Regions from separate parts of the Mus musculus genome. Here region 2 is linked to region 1. Evidence: chromatin loops called from intact Hi-C (ENCODE). Cell type or tissue: left cerebral cortex. All regions are shown on one strand.

What was found. Peaks named below come from ENCODE experiments on the same cell type or tissue, not always from the same donor. Only the 100,000 strongest peaks of a DNase experiment are listed, where the experiment ranks them.
Region 2: it touches region 1 in a loop (13-fold over the local background); 3 of 42 quality-filtered maps call a loop at or near these places.

The regions. Positions count from the first base shown.
Region 1 is chr12:113,398,287-113,406,286 of GRCm38, reverse strand. It overlaps Igh. Among named protein-coding and RNA genes, the nearest start is that of Adam6b, 87 kb to the left of the region's middle. In left cerebral cortex, no CTCF peak of the experiment used is centred here; a DNase peak (open chromatin) is centred at 4,486.
Region 2 is chr12:113,288,865-113,296,864 of GRCm38, reverse strand. It overlaps Igh and Ighg2c. Among named protein-coding and RNA genes, the nearest start is that of Gm25622, 79 kb to the right of the region's middle. In left cerebral cortex, no CTCF peak of the experiment used is centred here; DNase peaks (open chromatin) are centred at 694, 4,311 and 4,605; H3K27ac peaks cover 733 bases.

The DNA.
Region 1 (8,000 bases):
GAGATCACAAAGAGTCCTCATAATTGGGATTAGTGTCCTTGTTAAACAAGCTAGAAAGACCCTTCACCCAGACACTATGAAACAGAGCTGTCCATAGATGTGTAAATGAGTCCTGTAGGGTATGGAAACTACTAGAATCTTTGTCTTAGACCTTCAGACTCAGAATGATGAAAAGTACATTTCTGATATTTATGATTCACTTGGTTCAAGGTATATTTTTGTAGGCACCCAAGTAGACCAAGGCATCAGTCAACATCCTTTAGTATGATAGAGTCAAAACAAGACCCAGATTCATGTTGTACATCAACAGATGATAACACAGGGTGATGGGAAGGATCTCAATGTCAGTTCGATTCTCTTGCTCCCTTACTCTATCCTCTACTGTGTGGAGAGCAGGAGGGAGGATACATTAGGAGATAACATCTTCCCTTCACCATTCTGGCTATTCCTCTCACTATTCCCCTTGATGAACTTGGATCCTATTAGCATCTGTACTCACAGCTCAGTGCACTGTGGTCTCACATTCCATATGTTGGCCTTGGGATCAACCTCGAATTTCCTATTTAAAACATCCAAAGTGGAATGCCTGTGTGTGCTTGAACCATGGCCCTCAGGGGTATCCTTGTCCTAGATTTGAACTTAAAAACCTGAGTCCTAGTGTGGACAAAAACCAGATGACATTGATGGAAAGGCCATGAGCTAAAGCTCACAGATGTCCCTGAGTGTGTTCACAAGAGTCTTCATGACAGACTGTAGGAGACGTGATACCATGTGATGTGATATCAAAGCCAGAGGCTGTGCTGCTGGCTGTGAAGATGGAGCAAGAGGCCACAGAACATGAAAGGTAGCACCAGAGGTAAAAATGGAGGAAAATGAAGCTGTCCCAGCTAAGTGGCACTTAAAGCTGCCGTGGTAAAGAACAACCCTCCTCTGTCCACTGACCTATCCCACCCTTCTAGGTAACCAGGTTCCTGCACATACTCTGAGCACTCCTTCTTCCCTTTCTCTTCTCTGTTCCTCTTCACCCTCTCAGCAGATCCCACTTGCTCTCCTCAGTCTACCCAGACAACTGCCTTGCCCTCAGTTTCCCACAGCTATTGCAACCTGTGCCCTCATTGCACCTAGACCTTGGCAGGCTGCAGCCTCAGTGTTCTCTCCACCTACCCTGTACTGCAGAACCAGCCAGGCACTGGTCTTTCAAGGCCCACAAAGCTTCCTGTGAAAGTCATAAAGGCAAGTCTTAATAAAAAGACCCAGGACATTGACTCTAACCCTGTGCTGGGCCCTTGTATGAAAACTTGATGCAAACTAACATCGTCTGAGAAGAGGGATTGAGAAAATGCCTCCATAAGATCGGGCTGAAAGCAAACCTGTAGAGCATTTTCTTAATAACTTTTTAATTTGGAAGTGCCCACTCTACTGTGGGTGGTGCTATCCCTGAGGTGGTGGTCTTGAGTCCTATAAGAAAATAGGCTGAGCAAGCCATGAGGAGCAAGGCAGTAAGCAGCACTCGGCAGGGCCTCTGCATCAGTTTCTGCCTCCAGGTTCCTGCCCTACCTGAATTCCAGTCCTGGCTTCCTTCAGTGATGGATCACAATCTGGAAAATGAAAGGCAAATAAACCCTTTCTTCTCCAACTTTGCTTTTGGTCATGATGTTTCATCACAGCAATGGTGACCCTAACTAAGGCAGATTCCAACCCCAACTTTTCTACTCTTGACTGTACCTGCTCTTGGGGTGCACATAGCACATACAGCCCGTGTTCTTCCCAAGCATCCAGAATCCCATGACGGGCATCATGATAACCCCACTTCTTTGAAGCCAACTGACTACCCTAAGTGCAGCAGAACTCTTGCCCCACCTTCCCTGTGAGAACGCTGTGCTGACCCCAGATTTCAGCACATAGTTAACTCCAGGAAGGGGCATCTGCGAGGCTCCTAGAATGCCACCAGGTTGAGATCATAGACATATCTTCCTCATAGCCTCCCATCCCCACCATAGACATGCCAGGTCTCTTCTCTGCTTAATTCTCTAAGGAGATTCTTTTTCTCTCTGTGGCCCAGCAGCAACTATCACTTGCCAAACCACACAACAAAACTCCAGTGACCACCACCACCCCAAGACCCCATTCTCCCCAGAGCATTGTCCACTATTCCCATAGGCTGCCATGGAAGCCACAAACTTTATGCCATTGTCCCTTAAACGCCTACATAAACCACAGGTCCATGTGGCCCTTTCAAAGTACCCATCTGTTATGGAAACCCACCACAAATTAAACCCACCAGAAATTAAGTTCCATAGGCCCACAGGCCTAGAGATCTACTTAACTTTTAAACTGCAAGTCTTGCTTACTCTCTGAGGCTCCCACACCTTCAAAACCAGCATCCACACCACCTCTCTTTGCAATGTGTCAGTAACCTCTTTTTCTCTGGCGTCACTTCTGATACTACCCTCTTTCTCACTTGTCCATTTGGTTTTTTTACTCTGATTCCAGGACACAGAGAGCAAAGGAGAATCAGAGGACTGTGTGTGAATGGATAAATGAGAGAGTGAGTGAATCGCTAGCAACCTTAAGGGGGCTGTGGGCTACAAGAGGCATTGGCTTCACAGCTGCCCTGAGAATACCCATCCCAAACTTCTAGAGAAAGCCATCTAGAAGAATAACTGTCACCACCCCTGTTGCCCCCAAGTAATGACTCCCAGAGTTTTGTTTTGGTTTGGTTTGTTTTTTTTTCTGGCTTTGTGTTTACAGTAGAACCTATCAATAAGCCACTGGGTGTCAGAGAAAATATGGGTTACCAAAATCCAAGGCCCAAACTCTGTAACCTCTCCTAAGAGTCGGCGCTGTTTGGTTCATTGCAACTTTTCTAAATCTAAAATTCATTATGAAAACTACACCGTGATGTTCATGGTCATTGTCAAGCATAAAGAGCCAAAACTCGTGGAGCACATTCCCAGCTCTGCCACGTGAGCTCATAACCTGCAACCAGGTTATGCATGCCTCCCCTCCCCTCCCCTCCTCTCCCCTCCTCTCCCCTCCCCTCCTCTTCTCTCCTCTCCCCCCTTTCCCCTCCCCTCCCCTCCTCTTCCCTCCTCTTGATTCAGGAGTGTCAGATTATACAGGACCACTACACTACAGAAATCTACCCAGTGGAGTCATGTGACACACTCATGGCCCCTGGATTCCGTAAACCCATGGGTTGATACCATTCCCACAGACAAAGCCACAAGCTGTAAATCAGTCCTATCACTCAGGCAGGAACTCACAGCTCATTCCCACCAACAGCCTCCTCACAGGTGGCTACTGAGCAGAAGCGTCTGTTTCCAAATGTGGCAACAAACAGGACACACTCCTACCCACACTGAAACCAGAGCCTTTACCCACCAGCAGCCTGGGACCCCTCTCTCAGCTTGAGGATTGAAACTTTAGTGCCTAGCAGAAGCTGGACTTCAGTATAGAGTAAAAAGTATAGACAGACCTGCAAGTCTCCAAATGCAGCTCTGCAGCCCACAATCTGGCCACCCTATGAATGCCCTGGCTGAATTTATTCTGGAATATATGCAATTCAAATCGAATGGAGGATGAAAGAAATCAATAGAATTAGTTTCTGTCCTTATCGTGAGTACAAAAAAGTAAATTATGGCTTGGAGGATCAACGAGACTAGAAGGAATCCTAGGGAATATGTATATTGTTTCTGGGTGAATAACCACTTTCTGAGAACACCAAAACATGGTTTAATAAAGTAAGACAGACATATTTAACCACAGAGGAAAGTTATTCAGTTTACATATTGATCACAGACCCCTCCAATCCCCTCTCACACAGAACTTCCTGCCTCCGATCATCCCTCCCCATTTCGTCTAAGAAGGGAGAGGACCCCTATGTATCAACCCACCACCCCACATCAAGTCATTGCATAGCTGTTTCCTATACCACTGAGACCAGACATGGCAGCCCAAGTATGGGAATGGGATCCACAGGAAAGCAACGGAGTCAGACACAGTGACCTGCATGAAGAACAAGTTGTACACCTGCTACATATTGGGAGGGGGTGTCTAGGTCCAGCCCTTGTATGCTCTTTAGTTGGTGGTTCAGTCTCTGAAAGCCCGCAAGAGTCCAGGTTAGTTGACTCTGTTGGTCTCCTTATGGAGTTCCTATCCACTCCCAGTCCCTGAATCCTTCCCCCAACTCTCCCACAAGACTCCCCACAGCTCAGTCTAATGTTTGACTGAAAGTCTTTGAATCTGTTCAAGTCAGCTGCTAGGTGAAGCCTCTCAGAGGACAGTATGCTAGGCTCCTGTCTGCAAATGCATTAACAATGTCAGGGATTGGTTCTAGCCCATGGGATGGATCTCAAACTGAGTCAGTCATTGGCTGGCCATTCCCTCAATCTCTGCTCCATCTTTGTCCTTCCACATCTTGTAGGCAACACAAATTTGGGGTGGAAGTTTTTGTGGGTGGGGTGCTGTCTTTATCCCTCTGCTGGGAGTCCTGCCAGTTTACAGATTACAGTTTACAGTTCACTTCAAGCTCCATATGTCCCACTGCTAGGAATCTCAGCTAGATTCATTCCCAGAGATTCCCCAAAGCCTCCCCCACTCCAGATCTCCAGCACATCCTAGAGATGCTCCCTCCCCCTACAAGCAACTTTTTTTTCATTCTCTCTTCCAAACTCTCCCTACACAGATCTGCCCCTGACTGTTTCCTGGCCCATCCTCTCTCCCATACAGTTCCCTCCCTCCATTCACCTCAGATGTCTATTTTATTTCCCCTTCTGCATAAGATTCTAGCATCCTCCCTTGGGTCCTTCTTGTTATTTGGAATCTTTGGGTCTATGGAATACAGCATGGTTATCCTGTACTTTATGGCTAATATCCACTTATACGTGAGTATATACCATCCATGTCCTTTGGGAGCTGGGTTACCTAACTCAGGATGACATTTTCTAGTCCCATCCATTTGCCTGCAAAATTCATGATATCCTTGCTTTCAAAAGCTGACTAGTATTCCATTGTGTAGCAATTAAATGTGAACCACATTTTATTTATCCATTTTTTTTCAGTTGAGGGGCATCTGGGTTGTTTCCAGTTTCTGGCTATTGTGAATAAAGCTGCTATGAACATAGTTGAGCAAGTGTCCTTGTGGTATGGTGAAGCATCATTTGGGTATATGCCCAAAAGTGGTATAGCTGGGTCTTGAGGTAGAACTATTCCAAAATTTCTGAGAAACTTCCAAGTTGTTTTCCAACATGGTTTACAAGTTTGCATCCCCACCAACAGTGGATTATTTCCCTTGCTCCAGATTCTCAGCAGCAGCATTAGCTGTCGCCTGAGTTTTTGATTTTAGCTATTCTGATGGATATAAGGTGGAATCTCAGAGTCTTTTGATTTGCATTTCCCTGATGACTAAGGACTGTGAACATTCCTTTAAGTGTTTCTTGGCTATTAGAGATTCCTCTGTTGAGAATTCTCTGTTTAGCTCTGTACCTCACTTTTTAATTGGGTTCTTTGGTTTGTTGGTGTCTGGCTTCTTGAGTACTTTATATATTTTGGATATAAGCCCTCCTGTCAGGTGTAGGATTGGTGAAGATCTTTTCCTTTTCCATAGGCTGCCATTTTACCCAATTGACAGTGTCCTTAGTCTTACAGAAGTTTGTCAGTTTCACAAGGTCCCATTTATTAATTGCTGACCTTAGTGGTTGAGCTATTCATGTTGAACTCAGGAAGTTGTCTCCTGCACCAAACAATGTGCTCCAGGCTATTCTCAACTTTCTCTTGTTAGGTTTAATGTATCTGGTTTTACCTTGAGGTTTTTTATCCACTTGAAGTTGAGTGTTGTGCTGGTTGATAAATATAGATCTATTTGCATTCTTCTACATGCAGACATCCAATTAAAGCAGCACCATTTGCTGAACATGTGTCCCTGTCTCCATTGTATGGTTTTGGCTTCTTGGTCAAAAATCAAGTGTCCATAGGTGTGTGGGTTTATTTCCAGGTCTTTGATTCAATTCTATTCATCAACCTGTCTGTTTCTATACTAGTATCATGAATTTTTTATTACTATTGCTCTGTAGTACAGCTTGGAGTCAGAGATGGTGAACCTCCAAAAGATCTATTTTACAGAATTTTTTTTAAGCTTTATTTTTTTTAATATTTTTAATTAGGTATTTTCCTCATTTACATTTCCAATGCTATCCCAAAAGTCCCCCATACCCTCCCCCCCCACTCCCTTACCCACCCACTCCCACTTTTTGGCCCTGGTGTTCCCCTGTACTGGGGCATATAAAGTTTGCAAGTCCAATAGGCCTCTCTTTCCAGTGATGGCCAACTAGGCCATCTTTTGATACATATGCAGCTAGAGTCAAGAGCTCCGGGTACTGGTTAGTTCATAATGTTGTTCCACCTATAGGGTTGCAGATCCCTTTAGCTCCTTGGGCACTTTCTCTAGCTCCTCCATTGGGGGCCCTGTGATCCATCCAATAGCTGACTGTGAGCATCCACTTCTGTGTTTGCTAGGCCCTGGCATAGTCTCACAAGAGACAGCTATATACTGGGTTTTTTGTTCTTCCAATTGAAGTTGAGAATTTTTTTTAAGGTTTATAAAGAATCATGCTGGAATTTTTACATGTATTGCATTGAATCTGTAGATTGCTTTTGGTAAGATGGCCATTTTCCTATGTTAATCCTACTGGTCCATGGCCATAAGAGATCTTTCCATCTTCAGATATCTCTTCCTATTTCTTTCCTCAGAGACATAAAGTTCTTGCCATACTTTTTATTTTTTATTTTCTTTTATTGGATATTTTTATTTATTTACATTCCACAAACCCCCTGTCTCATTCCCCTCCCCCTGCTTCTATGAGAATGCTCCCCAACTCACCCACCTACTCCAGCCTCCCTGCCCTCACCTTCCCCTACACTGGGGCACCAAACCTTCACAGGACCAAGGGCCTCTCCACCCATTGATGCCCTATAAGGCCATCCTCTGCTAAATATGCGGCTGGAACCATGGGCTGTTCCATGTGTACTCTTTGGTTGGTGTTTTAGTCCCTGGAAGCTCTGGGAGATCTGGATACTTGATATTGTTGTTCTTCCTATGGGATTGCAAACCCCTTCAGCTCCTTCATTCCTTTCTCTAACTCCTCCATTGGGGACCCTGTGCTCAGTCTAATGGTTGGCTGCTAGCATCTGCCTCTGTATTTGTCAGACTCTGGCAGAGCCTCTCAGGAGACAGCTATATCAGGTCAGCAAGCACTTCTTGGCCTCTGCAATAGTGTCTGGGTTTGGTGTCTGTATGTGGTATGGATCCCCAGGTGGGGCAGTCTAGCAGCTTCACAGCACACCTGAAAGCTCTGGAACAAAAAGGAAGCAAATACACCCAAGAGGAGTAGGTGGCAAGAAATAATCAAACTCGGGGCTGAAATCAACCAAATAGAAACAAAAAGAACTATACAAAGAATCAACAAAACCAGGAGCTGGTTCTTTGAGAAAATCAACAGGATAGACAGACCCTTAGCCAGACTCACTAGAGAGCACAGGGCCAGCATCCTAATTAAAATCAGGAATGAAAAGGGAGACATAACAGAAACTGAAGAAATTTTTAAAAAAATCAGATCCTACTACAAAAGTCTATACTCAACAAAACCAGAAAACCTGGAATGAAGCTGACTTAATCACAGTGGATGATGTTTTGATATGTTCTTAGATTCAGTTTGCAAGTATTTTACTGAGTATTTTTGCATTAATGTTTATACAGAAATATTTCTGAAATTCTCTTTTTTTTTGTTGTTGAGTCTTTGTGTGGGTCAGGTAGCAGGGTGACTGTGGCCTCATAGAATGAGTTTGGCAATGTTCCGTCTGTTTCTGTTTTGTGGAATGGTTTGAGGAATATTGGTATTACCGCTTCTTTGAAAATTCAGTAAAATTATGCACTAAAACCATCTGGCCATGGACTTCTCTTGGTTGAGAAACTCTTTTTTTGGATTTTTCTTTTATTATTA
Region 2 (8,000 bases), 110 kb after region 1:
AATTGTGGAACGTGACCATAGAAAAGAAATCCATGTAACTCCAGCCATCAGAGAGTCCCCCCCCCCTTACGTGTAGCCTCTCTTAGTTTAGCAAAGAACCACTTCTGGATCCCTGCCCAGCTTCTCTCTGCAGCCATATGACCCACTGCTTGGTAGCACAGTCAGAAGCCAGAGCACTTTCCCCTCTCCACCTGACTTGCTGCACTCTGTACTCTCACTCCAGACTACACTTTCCTCCTTGAGCCAAAGACACTTCTGGGGTCTAGAGAGATAGCACTGGTTGGAGAGAGAACAGCAGAGGTTGGTACCTAAGCTGGGTTATAGTTCAGACTGAGAGAAAGTCTTCTCCATTGAGGTGATCAGGAGAGTAGACATAGTCACTCAGCCACAGGAAACCCAGGAACACTGGGTTGAGACAACTAGGCTTCACATCTTCTCTATGGGTCTCAAGAGGACCACCACCCTCGCCCACCCCTACAAGAGTAACCTAGACCTTGTGTGGACTCCCCCTGCTCTCCCCCTCCCCCAGACACTGAAACCAACAGAAGAAAGAGGAACTTCAGGAAGCATCCCCTGTCACCCACTTTCAATCCTGTTCTTAGTAGGTACTGGGTTGGGAGAAGTGTGATGTTCACACCTCTGGGGCAAAGACTGTAAATCCTGGAAGGATGAGGCAGAGCTCAGAGCTGGGCTGTTAGAAGCACAGTGACAAAGCAAAAATAGCAGCAATCTTCTTCACGCGGCTCCACATGTGAGTGTGGTCAGCTGAGAAACTGGAGAGAGCCACAGCCTAGGGAGAGCACTGGGCCTTTCCAGACCTAGTAGATGGAAGATCACAGGAGGATGGGGAGGAGTTGACAGATCAGCCCCCCAAAAAATGGCCTGTGTGTTGCAGAGAAAAGGTGCCTACCTGCAGCCTGGGATCAAGCAGGAAGACTCCAGAGTTCCCACACACAGAAGAACGGACCACTAAAGCTGCTGACACATACAGACAACCAGAGTAAGCCTCAAGGAGTTAATGGGAGAGACCCAGAAGGCTGAGGATCTGGCCTGGCCAGGAGACTGGTGGACCGAGGAAGGCTGAGGCAGCAGAGGAAAGAAAAGCCAGTTTAGAAAGGGTAAGGAGAGGCCTACAGGATTGAGAGAACAGGTAAAGAGGGAATGGGGAAGGTTCACCGGGAAAGGCTGATGTACCTACCTGAGAGAGCTAAAGTTAGAGTGGATGACCTGGAGCTCAGAGTTCAAGACCAGCATTGGATAGTGAATTCCAGGAATGAAGCTGAAAGAAGGTAAATTTCTTAAGAGGAAGGCTACCACCTATGGAACTCTGGGGACCTGGCAGTACCGATGCAGGTATGGTTCCTGCAGTACCAATACAAGTATGGATCATGCACTAGAGATATGGGTGTGGACCAGGCAGTACAATGCAGTTCGGGACCCACAGTACATTTGTGATGGGGAACAGGCATACAAATACAGATGAGGACAAGGCAGTAGAGCTGTAGGTGGAGGCGTACAGCTCTCGGTAGGGAACGGGTAGTACATGTGTAGGAGGCAACCAGGCATTACAGCTCTGAGTAGGGACCAAGCAGTACAGCAGTAGGTAGGGAACAGGCAGTACAGCTCTGGATAGAGACCAGGCAGTACAGCTATGGGTAAGGACCAGGGAGTACAGCTCTGGGTGGGAACCAGGCAGTAGGGCTCTGGGTGGGAACCAGGCAGTAGGGCTCTGGGTAGTGAACAGGCAGTACAGCTCTGGAAAGAGACCAGGCAGTACAGCTGTGCGTGGGAATCAGGCAGTAGAGCTCTGGGTAGGAAACAGGCAGTACAGCTCTGGATAGAGACCAGGCAGTACAGCTGTGGGTAGGGACCAGGCAGTACAGCTCTGTGTGGGGACCAGGCAGTACAGCTCTATGTGGGGACCAGGCAGTACAGCTGTGGCTAGGGCCCAGGCAGTACAGCTGTGGGTAGGGATGAGGCAGTAGAGCTATGGGTAGAAACCAGGCAGTGCAGCTTTGGGTAGGGAGCAGGCAGTATTGCTGGGTGTAGGGACCAGGCAGTACAGCTGTGGGTAGTGAACAGGCAGTACAGCTGTGGATGAGGACCAGGCAGTACAGCTGTGGGTTGGAACCAGGCAGTACAGCTGTGGGTGGGGACTTGGCAGTACAGCTGTGGGTAGGGACCAGGCAGTACAGCTGTGGGTAGGGACCAGGCAGTACAGCTCTGGGTGGGGACCAGGCAGTACAGCTCTGAGTAGGGACCAGGCAGTACAGCTCTGGGTAGGGACCAGGCAGTACAGCTCTGGGTGGGGAACAGGCAGTACAGCTCTGGGTGGGAACCAGGCAGTAGGGCTCTGGGTAGTGAACAGGCAGTACAGCTCTGGATAGAGACCAGGCAGTACAGCTGTGCGTGGGAATCAGGCAGTAGAGCTCTGGGTAGGGAACAAGCAATATAGCTGTGGCTAGGGCCCAGGCAGTACAGCTGTGGGTAGGGTCCAGGCAGTACAGCTCTGGGTGGGGACCAGGCAGTACAGCTGTGGCTAGGGCCCAGGCAGTACAGCTGTGCCTAGGAATGAGGCAGTAGAGCTTTGGGTTGGGACCAGGCAGTGCAGCTTTGGGTAGGGAACAGGCAGTATTGCTCTGCATAGGGACAAGGCAGTACAGCTGAGTAGAGACCAGGCAGTACAGCTCTGCGAAGGGAACAGGCAGTACAGCTCTGGATAGACACCAGTCAGTACAGTCTTGGGTGGGAACCAGACAGTACAGCTGTGGGTGGGGACCAGGCAGTACAGCTGTGGATGAGGACCAGACAGTACAGCTGTGGGTGGGGACCAGGCAGTACAGTTCTGGGTGGGGAACAGGCAGTATAGCTGTGGGTAGGGACCAGGCAGACCGGCTCTGGGTAGGCAACAGGCAGTACAGCTGTGGGTGAGGACCAGGTAGTACAGCTCTGGGTGGGTATCAGGCAGTATTCCCTTGGGTAGGGACCAGGCAGTACAGCTGTGGGTGGGAACCCGGCAGTACAGCTATGGGTTGGGACCGGGCAGTACAGCTGTGGCTAGGGCCCAGGCAGTACAGCTGTGCGAAGGGATGAGGCAGTAGAGATGTGGGTAGAGACCAGGCAGTGCAGCTTTGGGTAGGGAACAGACAGTATTGCTCTGCATAGGGACAAGGCAGTACAGCTCTGAGTAGGGACCAGGCAGTACAGCTCTGCGAAGGGAACAGGCAGTACAGCTGAGAGTAGGGACCAGGCAGACCACTCTGGGTGGGGAACAGGCAGTATAGCTGTGGGTAGGGACCAGGCAGACCGGCTCTGGGTAGGCAACAGGCAGTACAGCTGTGGGTGAGGACCAGGTAGTAAAGCTCTGGGTGGGTATCAGGCAGTATTCCCTTGGGTAGGGACCAGGCAGTACAGCTGTGGGTAGGGTCCAGGCAGTACAGCTATGGGTTGGGACCGGGCAGTACAGCTGTGGCTAGGGCCCAGGCAGTACAGCTGTGCGTAGGGATGAGGCAGTAGAGATGTGGGTAGAGACCAGGCAGTGCAGCTTTGGGTAGGGAACAGACAGTATTGCTCTGCATAGGGACAAGGCAGTACAGCTCTGAGTAGGGACCAGGCAGTACAGCGCTGCGAAGGGAACAGGCAGTACAGCTGAGAGTAGGGACCAGGCAGACCACTCTGGGTGGGGACCAGGCAGTACAGCTGTGGGTGGCAAACAGGCAGCACAGGTGCAGGTGACCTAATGAGAGGTGAGTAGTACAGAGCCATGATACCTCCAAAAGCTCAGAAACACTGGCAGAGCAGCTATGGGGAATCTGGGGCTGGTGGTACATGGGAGGAACAAGCTAAACAGCTCTAAGTAAGCTGGGCTGGTGGAGGTAGAGGAAACAAACAAAGGACCTACACAGGGGCCAAGGGCCTAGGCAGGTGTGGTTAACAGGGGACCAGGACACTCTCCAGGGACCAAAAAAAGCTTTACAGGAGTACTGGCACAGAAAGGAGTTGGGAAGGCAAGCTGAACCTCTTTAAGATACTGTGGCAGTTGTCAGAGTCTGCACCTCAGAGCTACCCTAGGGACTACTGGACAAATCAGAGCAGCTAAAGGGGATCTGGGAATGAGAGGAATGTGGGGGGCCAGTGCTAGAAGCTCATGGGAGTTGCTGATGTCAGGAATGTGGGGGACCAGAAATAGCACATATGTGGGGAGCAGGGGATGGTAGGAATGTGGGAACCAGACCTAGAAGTTAGAAAGGAGCTGATGCAGGTCTGAGTGTGAGGAGCCAGACCTTGCAGCTATGGGGGAGTTGTGGTAGGTGGGAGTGTTAGGGACCAGTGCTAGAAGTCACGAGGCAGCTGGGGATGGTAGGAATGTGGAGATCACTCCTGGCAGCTATGGGGGAGCTGAGGATGGTAGGAGTGTGAGGCCAAGACCTAAAAGCTATTGGGGAGCTGGGGATAGTAGGAAGTGGGCAACCAGCCCAAGCAGCTATGGGGTAGCTGGTGATGGTAGGAATGGGGAAAATAATGTTTGCAGCTACAGAGGAGCTAGAGACAGTAGTACAAAATCCTAGCAGTTATGGGGGAGGTGGATATGGTAGGAAAGAGAGTAAATGCTCCCAGCAGCTGTGGGACAGATGGGGAAAGTAGGATTATGGGCATCACTCCTGAAAGCTATGAGAAAGCTGAGGATGGTAAGAATGTGGGGGACCAGTCCTAGCAGCTATGGAGGAGTTTATATACCTAAGGCTGGTAGGAGTATAAGGGACCAGATGTGCAGCTATGGGGTTCTGGGATAAATGGGAATTAAATGGACCAGATTCAGTAGCTATGGTGGAACTTTGGAACGTAGGTGATCATGGAGAAAATCTATGGTGCAACTGGGACAGGTGAGGTGTGAGGAACCAGGCCCAACAACTATGAAAAACTTAAGGAAAGTAGTGATGTGGGAAGCTATATTTCCCAGGTATGGGGGAGCTGGGTCATGTGGAAATATGAGAGGATAAAACCTGCAGCCATGGGGAAACTTTGAAGTATAAAAAAGTGTAATGAGGAGCTAAAGCAGAGCTGAAACAGATGCTATGGACAAGTTAAAGAAAGTGGGAATATGAGGGACCAATCCAAGGACCTATGGAAGGACTGGGGCAGGTGAGGGTATAGGACATGAGGGAAAACAGCTACAGAATAGCTGGGGTTTATGGGAAGGGAGGTGTTACCCTGAGCAGCTATAGGATAACTTGGGCAAGTCTGTATCAGGGGAGACAGGGCAGGTAGCTTACAGAGAACAAGGACTAGTGGTGCTATGGAGCAAAGTCAAGCACCTACAGGAGATCTGGGGCAAAGAGAGATACCAGGAATGACTGAGGGTCTACACAGAGTCTGGGGAAGGTCGAAGAAAACATGAGAGCTCAAAAACCAGGATAACCCTGAGCAGACGTGAGTGAGAGACATGCTGAGCATTTACAGAGGGTGTAGTAAGTATCAGAGTTAGGGTCCCAGAGCAGCTGCATGAGGTTAGGTGACAGAGCAGTGGCAAGGTCTCTGGGACAGGTGGGAGTGGTAGAACACAGAGAAGACCTACAGCTCTGGGGACCAAGCTGAGCAATTACAGGGGAAGTGGAGCTAGTGGAGTTGTAGGACAAAAGGCAATATAACCACAGGAGATCTGGAGAAGAGAGGAGTATGAGAGACCATGCCAAGTAGTCACTGAAGAGCTGGGGTTGTTATCAGGGGACAAGGAAACGGGCCAAGCAGCTCAATAGAGGTTGGAGACTTGTTAGCCTGTAGAGAACCAGGCCACACTGCTTGCTTGGTTCAGAGGTTTGAGAGGAGAGGGGCACATGGGGTCCACAGAAACTCTAGAAACTTAGGGGACAGGGATCAGAATCTGCAGGGGAGCTGGAACAGGTAAAGATAAAAGGAATGAAGTATCTGTAAGAGAGTAAGAAAGATGGGATTAATGGGCATCCAGGAAAACCCCAGGAGGTAACCCCAACAGGGATGTCTGGGAGCTCAGGTCAGACTTGCATCAAAAGCACAGGGGAAGGATAGGTGGTAGAAGGGTTCCAATCCATCCTGCCAGGCCAATGCAGCAGCCAGGAAGGAGGGTAGCAAACCATCAGGACTGGGGCAGCTGTAGCCAGCAGGGTGTGAGACACAGGGATGAGGTTGAATCAACCTGGCAAGCAGTGCAACTTAGTGGGCAGGGGGATGATTTAGCTACCCTGACTTCATGCTGACAGGGACAGAAGGATATGAAAACCAAGAGCTCCTGGATGCAGCTAATGCAGCTGCTCTGGTGGTGGGGAAAGGACTAAGCACCTGTTAGCTAATGAGACCAGCACAGGAAAACTAGCAACATGGAGCTTGTGGAAAGCTTCCAGAGCTGGGAGCATGGGAGAACAGGACACTGTGAGATCCACAGGATCTAGGGGCTCATCTCAGACGGTGAAGAAGAGTGAAAAACTCTGCTCAGGACCTCTTCACAGAGGAGAACGTCCTGTGGACCCAGGAAGTGACAAGGGTCCTCCCTTACACACTTCATGGCAGAGGAGTGAGGGGGCTCAGGCTGAAGGAGCAGTTGTGTCTCAGCTGGATAAGGAAGACAGAAGGAAGAGAAGGGAAAGGGTTGGAAAGGACTCCGGGCTCTACGGAATTCAGGCAGAAGAACAACTTGGCTGCAGAGAGTCCTGGAGGCCAGGAGAGTTGTCTGATTGAGCAGAAACATAGGCAGGAAAAGGCCCTGGCACTGACATTCTCAAACAAACCGTATGAGTTAAAGTTCTAGTGTCAGAGGCCCAAGCTCGGATCCTCGAACATTATGGGAGCATATAAGGCAGGAGGGGAATCCTCCTATGAGAGCATGAAGTAGCCTGAGTTGACCCACAGAAGAGTGGTGGGGTAACTCTCAGAGTTTGAGCAGGGGATTGTGGAAGGTAGTGTACAGGAGAGATGGAAAGACCAGAAAGGACCTGGGAGTAAGAATGAATTGAGCATTGGTGTTAATTTACTTCAATGAAAGCAGAGGCAAGGAAAATAGTTGACAAACTAATACTCTTTTGAAACCCAGAACTCATTGTTCAGTATGAGTTTCCATACAAATGAGAAAAAATGTGCTATTATAATTAAAAGAGAATTAACCCGTGTCAACAGGGATGGAGGACAAGATGTCTTCCTGAGGAATGCACCACACACTCGTATTTCCAGGGCTAGGGTAAGACAAAGAGACTTTTCTGGGTCCTGGCAACATTAGCGCTATCAAGGAGGACTCCAAAAATGCATAGAATGAGGAAGGAGGAGAAAGTTGGCTGATATTCTCAGGTTCTCATCAGGAGACTGAGCTGTGTAGCACAACTACCAGATAGTAACCAGCTAGGTCAAGGCACAAAGGCTGCGTACAAATAGAATGTGTAGGATAGGGGGTTGTTGGGGATCCTTAGGAAGCAGGGAGTAAGGTCCAAAGAGAACTAAAGTCATATTAGAACCTAAAATAGAGATTTAGGGAAAAGAGCTTGCATAAGGGTAGAAGGTATTTCTGAAGACCTTCATCAATGAATGATCAGGTTTCATGGGGCTGGAGAGACTGCTCAGTGGTTAAAAACAATAGCTGCTCTTCCAGAGGATCCATATTCAGTTGCCAACAACCAAATGGCATCTTACAGCTATCTGTAAGAAACGCCAGTTACAGGGTATTCAGTGCTCCCTTCAACCAGAACAGCCATCTGGAACACACATTATACACAAATTCATACATAGAAAATAAAATACATGGAAAAATTAAGGTCAGGTTACAGCATCAAGTGAAAGAAACTGATAACCCTGCCTGTCTCAAAGCAACTGAAAAAGACACCGTCTTTAAAGCCAAGCTAAGACCAGAGCCTCTCCAAATTTATGAGGCCACAGATATCAGAAACCCTCACACATCCTCCTTTCTTGCAGCCAAAACAACAGCCCCATCGGTCTATCCACTGGCCCCTGTGTGTGGAGGTACAACTGGCTCCTCGGTG